Linked DNA regions of Homo sapiens: region 2 is linked to region 1. A link is a contact called in ENCODE Hi-C data. All regions are on one chromosome and are shown on one strand. The core of a region is the stretch at or near the end of the contact, and the rest is flanking DNA. Distances in the headings are between cores, read along the strand shown.

Region 1 (4,045 bases), core at 108-2,607:
TAGGTTGGTGCAAAAGTAATTGCAGTTTTAATTGCAGTTTTTGATCTAATATATGTATTTGGTGAATTATATGGAAAACAATGACAATAAATGATACTAATCTTCCTTCAGTTACATCTATGGGTATGTTGTTGATATAAATGTTCCAAAAAGTATGTAAATTATAAAAACCCAATATGTTATCAGTCATAATTTTGATTATGTTAATTTTTTCTAAAATTATATGGCTATGTTATTAATATGAGTATTCTAAAGATTACATAAAATTTATAAAAGTCTAATGGTCCTGATATGACACTGTCAGTCATAGTTGTGGTTGTTATCTTAAAATGCTACATGCAATGGAAATAACTAAATTTCTTTGTCAATTGGGAATTTTCATCAGATTTAACCTATGGCTATTCAAAGTTTTTGTGATCATAGCTTTTTTTTTTCTTTAAATTGAGACAGAGTCTCACCCTGTCACCCAGGGTGGAGTGCAGTGGTGCAGTCTCAGCTCTCAGCAACCTCCATCTGCCAGGTTTATGCGATTCTCCTGTTTCAGCCTCCCGAGTAGCTAGGATTATAGGCGTGCACCACCTCGCCTGGCTAATTTTTTGTATTTTTAGTAGACACAGGATTTTGCCACGTTGCCCAGGCAGGTCACGAACTCCTGAGCTCAAGTGATCCACCCGCCTCGGCCTCCCAAAGTGCTGGGATTACAGGCCAGAGCTATTGTTTTGAAATCTTCTCTAGAAACATTTGCAATCAGCTATACTCCAAAACTGCTTTCCATGGAAGAGACTCTAACAAGTCCTTTTGAATACAGATTTCCGATAACTTTAAGAATAATAGACTAAATAAAAACTTCCATAAAAAGTTGTACATCAAGATCACTAACCCAACATCAAACAAAACAAGAATTACACGGGACTGCACTCATAGAGGACTAAAATGATTTTTATGACTTTTAAAAAAATTGCTAATTCTTTTTATATTCTGTTTTCCAACGTCAAAAAGTTTTCCTTCTTTTGAGCCACCTTACAACAATTGGGTAAAGTATGCTTTTGTGAACAAAATTAAGACACTTATTTTCTCTTTACCCAAATTCTCCAGAATATGGAAACTATTCCTCAACAGCTAAGGCCAAAATAATATCACCCAGCAACTGTATGTGATTCATTATTCAGGAAAACAGCACATAGCCTTGTGTCATGTTCTGCCCCATGTTGCTAACAACCTGCCTGCAATAACAAGGTTCTTTCTTTGCATTGAGAGATGAGACTTCCTGGGAATGAGCCTTCTCAGTGCCTAGGGATAAAGAATGTCTATCACTCTAACCTAAGTGGAGATTTATCATCAGTGCTTCCACATGAAGATTTTTGATCAAAAAGGGGAAATGATAACTTACAGGTCACCTTTGGCAGGCTTCCAAATTAACCACCTGGGAAAGGTCTTATGATTCATGGCTTACATCCTGTCTCTGAGTAACAAATCTTTTTTTTTTTTTTCGAGACAGAGTCCTGCTCTGTCGCCCAGGCTGGAGTGCAGTGGCGCGATCTCGGCTCACTGCAAGCTCCATCTCCCAGGTTCACGCCATTCTCCTGCCTCAGCCTCCTGAGTAGCTGGGACTACAGGTGCCCGCCACCACGCCCGGCTAAGTTTTTGTATTTTCAGTAGAGACGGGGTTTCACCTTGTTAGCCAGGATGGTCTCGATCTCCTGACCTCATGATCCACCCGCCTCGGCCTCCCAGAGTGCTGGGATTACAGGCGTGAGCCACCGCGCCTGGCCCCTCTGAGTAACAAATCTTATTGTGAGTCCCTCAAATCTTATTGTGAGTTCCTCAAATTTTTGATGTACTGATTAATATGTAACCTATTAACACTGAAACGGACACTGATTTGTTTCTGATGCATGAAGTTTTGCTGATTGTCTTGCTGTAGGACATTTTGGCCAGTATGCTGTAAACTGTAGCCGATGATTGTAACCTCTGAATTGAACCCACCAATAAAAAAGAGCAACTCTGATATGAGAAGACCCCCTCCCTTCTCCTAAACGTTCTTATAATGGCATTCCAACTTGTAACAGACTTTGGAACACACCTAAATTCGTTGGTGTGTCTTCCCAGGTTGATGCTCACATTTGACTTCTGCTAAAGCTTTTTCAATTTATTTCAGCCTCAAGAGCCTTAATTTTGATCAACAGTGTATAGATTTATTTTAAGGAATAGGTGCATGAATAATGGAAGTTGGCAAGCCTAAAATTCACAGGATAGGCCATCCTGCTGGAGACCCAGGAAAGAGCCACAGTTGCAGTTCTTGTCTGAAACCATCTGCTGGCAGAATTCCCTCTTGCTTGGGGGAGAGCAATCTTTTGTTTTATTCAGGCTGTCAGGTGATTGGATGAGGCCCACCGACTCATGGAGGGCACTCTACCCAAAGTCCACCAATTTAAATGTCAAACTCATCCAAAAACACCCACACAGAAACATCCAGAATAATGTTTGACCAAATACCTGGGCACCATGGCCCAGCCAAGTGGACACACAAAATTAACCATCATAGCTCCCTTGATGGGGGACTGAGGTAGGCTTTTGGATCAAGGAGGGGATGTTTTACACCTCAGTGAGGCTTTGCCCTCCACTTGGGACCCTGGATTCTGTTTGTGAAAGGTCCTGATTGAAGACAGGAGAAGGAGTGGTAACCACAGACTGAGGGTGGGGGATCGCAGACTACACGGCTGTGTCCACAATATCAGGTTCCAAAGGTGGGAAATAAGAGATAACACTAGGATGGCCGGGCGTGGTGGCTCATGCCCGTAATCCCAGCACTTTGGGAGGCCGAGGGGAGCAGATCACGAGGTCAAGAGATTGAGACCATCCTGGCCAACATGGTGAAACCCCGTCTCTACAAAAAATACAAAAATTAGCTGGGCGTGGTGGCTCACGCCTGTAGTCCCAGCTACTCGGGAGGCTGAGGCAGGAGAATTGCCTGAACCTGGGAGGTGGAGTGAGCCGAGATCCTGCCACTGCACTCCAGCCTGGCAACAGAGTGAGACTCCGTCTCAAAAAAAAAAAGAAAAAAGATATTAACACTAGAACTAATGACAAATACCTGAATAGTGCCTACCATGTGCCAACAGTGTCCTAAGGACTTTGTATATTTTAATGCAATTAGTCCCCCAGTAACCTTGTGATATAGTACTCTTATTATCCCCACCGTACAAATGGTAAAAAAAAAAAAAAAAAAAAAAACTGAGGCTAAGCTGGGGTTTGAACCCAGGGAGTCTAACTCTAGAGATTTCACTCTGAATTACTGATCTATACTGAAGGGCAAGTTAGGAATGGCTTGACTAAGATTAGAGATAAAAACCAGGAGATAGAAGCATGTTCTAGTGTTAATCTCAAGTAACTATTTTTTTTTTTTCCTCTAAAAGGCTTAAGTTAACTAGTGGGTAACATTGCCTTTGGAGAAGGAGGCCTCAGGGAAACTGTTAACTCTTAGATGAGAACGAAGAATGAGTGTCTCAGGTTTTGGTGTCAGTGCTTGCTTAGAGAGAGAATGTTCAATCTTTGATTCTTCAAAACTTTGGGAATTGTGTACATGTGGCTGTGCTTGTGTGCATTCAGCAGTTTTGGCTTGTTCATTCATTGACTCACTTTTTTTTTTTTTTGATCTCCAGGAATGTGCTGGCACTGATGACACAGTAATGACCAAGGTAAACAAGGACCTGCTCTAGCCTGACAGGCTGGTAAGGAGAGACAGAAAACAAGGATCTTAGATTGTCAAAGTGCATCCTAGTTTGGCTCTATGAGAGGGACTTGGGCGCTGGTAGTTTACCTGGGAAGTGATTTCAAGAAGCACAAATTGGGCCGGGCGCGGTGACTCATGCCTCTAATCACAGCACTTTGGGAGGCTAAGATGGGTGGATCCCCTGAGGTCAGGAGTTCAAGACCAGCCTGGCCAACATGGTGAAACCCTATTTCTACTAAAAATACAAAAATTAGCCGGGCGTGGTGGCATGCACCTATAATCCCAGCTACTCAGGAGGCTGAGGTGGGAGAA
Region 2 (4,111 bases), core at 1,099-3,598, 49 kb after region 1:
CCGTTGCTTTCTAGGAGGGCTACTAGACGTCCACGGTAGGAAAGGACCTTTCTCACAGCTCGGTGGCCAGCAGCCAGTGCCTGGGCTGAGCTACGGCAGGATGCTCCCAGGGTGGGCTGGGCAGTGCTGGATGAACAGGGAGGGTCAGCTCACTGAGGCTGGGTCCTGGGTGTCTACTGATGGAGACAGCAAAAGGTAATGGGTAAGAGTGGGCTTACTCATAGAACCTGGAAGGTCTAGGTGGAACCCCCATCCTTCCGCTTACCTGCTTTGTGACCTTGGGGAATTTAGTGAGACTTGCTTTCCTCTTCTGTAAAATGTGGAGAGAACTTACTTAATACCTGCTCTTATCATGTTCACCAATGGCCTTTGTGTTAGTTTCTTAGGGCTGCTGAAACAAATTACCATGAATTTGGTGATTTCACAGAAATTTATTCTCTCATAGTTCCCGAGGCCAGAAGTCTGAAACAGTATCACTGGGCCAAAATCAAAGTGTTGGCAGGCTGCCCTCCCACCAGAAGCTCTAGTGGAGAATCCATTCCTTGCCTCTTCTAGCTTTTGGTGGCTGCCGGCACTCCCTGGCTTGTATCCTTCCAGCCTTCCTCCGTGGCCACACAGCCTTCTCCTTGGTGTTCATTGAATCTCCCTCTGCCCCCGTCTTATAAGGACACTTGTCACTGGATTTAGGACCCAACCAGATAACCCAGGATCCTTCTCAAAGTCATTAATCGAATCACGTTTGCAAAACCTCCTTTTCCAAATCAGGTAACATTTACAGGTTCCAAAAAGTAGAATGTATATCTTTGGGGGCCATTTTAACCTGCTGTATCGTCTATATTGTTATGTCTCTAAACATTTCCTGCCTCAGGACTCGGTCCTTGGGCCTCTTATCTTTGTTACTTCCTCCCTTAGGGACCTCACTGGGTGGCAAGGACCTTTCCCTTTCTGGTAATGATCCTCACTCAGTCACATGACTTTAAATCATCTTGCATGCTGGCGACTCCAGCCCAGTTCTCTGAACTCCATGTGTCCCCCTGACATCTTCACTGACCATCCAATAGGCAACTTGAATGTAGGACATCCAAGCCTGAGCCCCAGATGTTCTCCCCTATCCTGTTCTTCCTGCTGCCTTCCCTACCTTGAAGGATGGAAGTCTGTCCTTGCAGTGGCTCACAGGAAAGCCTGAGCACCAGCTTCCACCCCTGTTTCTCGCCCTACACCCCAACTCATCAGCAAGTCCTGTGGCTGATAGATCCAGATTCTGACCAATTTCCATCACCCCACTGCCACCACCCCACTCTGAACCAGGATGACCTCTTTCCTGGATGAGTGAAGAGTCTCTAAATGGACTTTCTGCATCCGTCCAGGTCATTCTTTGGTTTCTTCCCAACACAGCAGATGGAGTGAGCCTCAGGTTAAAATCTAAGTAAAATCCCATCACTCCTCACTGGCCCTCCCCTCCCCTCCCCTCCCCTGCCTTCCCTTCCCTTCCCTTCCCTTCCCTTCCTCTCCCTTCCCATCCTCCCCTCCCCTCCCGTCCCCTCCCCGCCTTCCCTTCCCTTTTTTTGAGATGGAGTTTTGCTCTTGTTGCCCAGGCTGGAGTGTAATGGGGCGATCTCAGCTCACTGCAACCTCCACCTCCCGAGTTCAAGGGATTCTCCTGCCTCAGCCTCCCGAGTAGCTGGGATTACAGGCACGCACCACCGTGCCTGGCTAATTTTTTGTATTTTTAGTAGAGATGGGGTTTCACCATGTTGGCCAGGCTGGTCTCGAACTCCTGACCTCAGGTGATCCACCCACCTCAGCCTTCCAAAGTGCTGGGATTACAGAGGTGAGCCACCACGCCCGGCCCCTCCTCCTTGGTTTCTTAACCTTATTCAGAATAGAAGCCAAAGTTCTTGTGATAACTTCAAAGAACCCCCCCTCCCCCAACCCGCCTCCATCTCCTCCTGCTTCTGCCTCTGGCACTTCTCTCCAGGCATCCTGCCTCCTTGCTCCTCTGTCATCATGCCTGACACAAGCCTGCCTCAGGGCTTTTGCCCTTGCTGTTCCTTCTGCCTAGAACTCTCTGCCCTCACCCCCTCACTCTTCTTTAGGCATTGCTCAAATGTCACCCTCGCAGAGAGGTCTTTCCTCTCTATCATATTTCAGAGGGCTATGCCCGCCCCTGTATCCTCCAACCCACACTTAACACCACTTTACATGTTACTCATTCATTTTGTTTTTCGTCTGCCTGCTGTGACTAGAATATAAGCTCCAGTAGGGAAGAGCCTTTGTCTCCTTTGTTTACTGCTCACCCCTCCCCATGTGTTTTGCAGTGTTCAGTTGTGACTTTGAATATTGCTTTCCTTCTCCATTTAACGTCATGTCCAAATGTTCACGTTTCTTCATAGTCTTTATAACCATGCTTCGTAAAGGATGTGGGCTCTTAATAAATATTTATTGAATGAGCGAGTGAATGAATGAATCAGGGTTCTGAGATGATGAAACAAGATGTGCATGTGAAGTTCGTGGCTCAGCATCTAGCACAGAGCAAGCATTCAAGAGGGGTTAGTTATCACCATCACCATCAATGTTATTAAGATTCCATTAAGTCTTTGGGCAAACATAATCTGAAAATTCTTTGCACGCACCTGCAACCCCACCCCACCCCGCCCAAGGCTTCTTCTCAGCCTTGTTCTGCTAGTTGCCTTTTTTTTTTTTTTTTTTTTTTTTTTTTTGAGATGCAGTCTCGCTCTGTCACCCAGGCTGGAGTGCAGTGGCGTGATCTTGGCTTACTGCAACTTCCGCTTCCCAGGTTCAAGTGATTCTCCTGCCTCAGCCTCCTGAGTAGCTGGGAACACAGGTGCCCGCCACCACACCCGGCTAATTTTTATATTTTTATTAGAGACGGGGTTTCACCATGTTGGCCAGGCTGGTCTTGAACTCCTGACCTCATGATCCACCCCCTTTGGCCTCCCAAAGTGCTGGGATTACAGGTGTGAGCCACCATGCCTGGCCTGGTAGCTGCCTATTCTTGTGCGGCTGAGTTTCAGGCCCCAGCATGGGAATTTGCATTTCCCATGTGTGTTTCTCCTTGCTGGGAGCAGCCTTTCATCTCACCTCTTGAAGCCCTTTGGAATCTGGATTCTGTTTCACTTCTTTGTGTTTCAGAACACACAAAGCTCTGCAAAAATCTTTCCTAGCTTCCTAGCCGGCTTCCTCATTTGATCTCTATAACACTCTTCATTTTGCAAAAGAAGAAACTGAAGCTGAAGGAAGTTAACTTAATCTCCTCATTCATCCTTTTATTTAAGAAGTAACTATTGAGTGCTGCGCTAGGTGGTAAGGACGCCAGGGAATGGGTCCAGCAGTACTGCGGGACAGTATGTCCTGCAAGGATTGACCTCAGGCGGGTGGGTGTTTCTCCAGCATGAGCTTTTGCTCTCTTATCCCAGCCACTGGCCCGTCCATCCTGGGAGGTCCTTCAGGGAGACATGGGACTGTGCCCTCAGAGTCATGGGCCCGCTTGGTGCCAAAGGGTTCCCTCTGCATCTTCACTTGCTGGACAGTGGCAGAGAAAAGATGCTTGTCCTGTATCCTTTGGGTGGGCTCCATGAGGGACCAATACTCCACTGGACTGTAAGCTCCACAGAGGCAGGGACCTTTCTGTCTTGTGCAAACTGCCTGATCCCTCCCTGCATGGCCCAGTGTATGCTCTGGAGTGGGTGCTCAGTAAGTATTTCTTGGTTCAATCATGAGATGCCTATCATAGAAGAGAAAGCTCCCAAACAATGTTGAGAACCGGGGAACATTATGATGGGGGGCCCACGGCTTGAACAGAGCCACTGCATACCTCCAGCTCCTTAGCCTCTGGGTGCTGTTTCCTCTGCAATGTGAACTGCAAGGCCCACACTGCTTTGCCCTTCCTGCCCGGCTTCCAAGCTCTTGGGCATTCTCAAGGCAACGTTAAAGTAAGCTGCGTACATACTAAGGCTAAGGCACCTAGATCTCCAGGAAAGAGGCCTCTTGACAGAGGGGGTTCGGATGGCATAAGATGGTTGTTCTAGTTACAAAGCCCAGGCTGGGAAAATTTTAAGACGAGACTCTAGACTCAGCATGGCCTCCAACT

What was found. A loop is a pair of places that touch in the nucleus more often than their neighbours do.
Region 2: a loop to region 1 is called in a map of mammary epithelial cell, with 12 times the contacts of the local background. The contact joins two enhancer-like sites. A Hi-C loop is called at or near these places in 3 of 168 maps with a recorded cell type or tissue (PC-3, mammary epithelial cell and transverse colon).

What each region holds. Positions count from the first base shown.
Region 1 is chr17:5,833,519-5,837,563 of GRCh38, forward strand. LOC339166 (a long non-coding RNA gene) reads left to right here. Exons shown (of 4, transcript NR_040000.1): 2 at 3,663-3,698. Among named protein-coding and RNA genes, the nearest start is that of WSCD1, 230 kb to the right of the region's middle. RefSeq lists an enhancer at 3,993-4,045. Within about 2 kb of position 1,358, at least 5 of the 41 ENCODE cell types and tissues checked have a DNase peak (open chromatin) inside an H3K27ac peak, as active enhancers do; they include PC-3 and mammary epithelial cell, where a contact is called at or near this core.
Region 2 is chr17:5,881,948-5,886,058 of GRCh38, forward strand. All of the region lies in intron 2 of LOC339166 (a long non-coding RNA gene), which reads left to right. Among named protein-coding and RNA genes, the nearest start is that of WSCD1, 190 kb to the right of the region's middle. Within about 2 kb of position 2,349, at least 3 of the 41 ENCODE cell types and tissues checked have a DNase peak (open chromatin) inside an H3K27ac peak, as active enhancers do; they include PC-3 and mammary epithelial cell, where a contact is called at or near this core.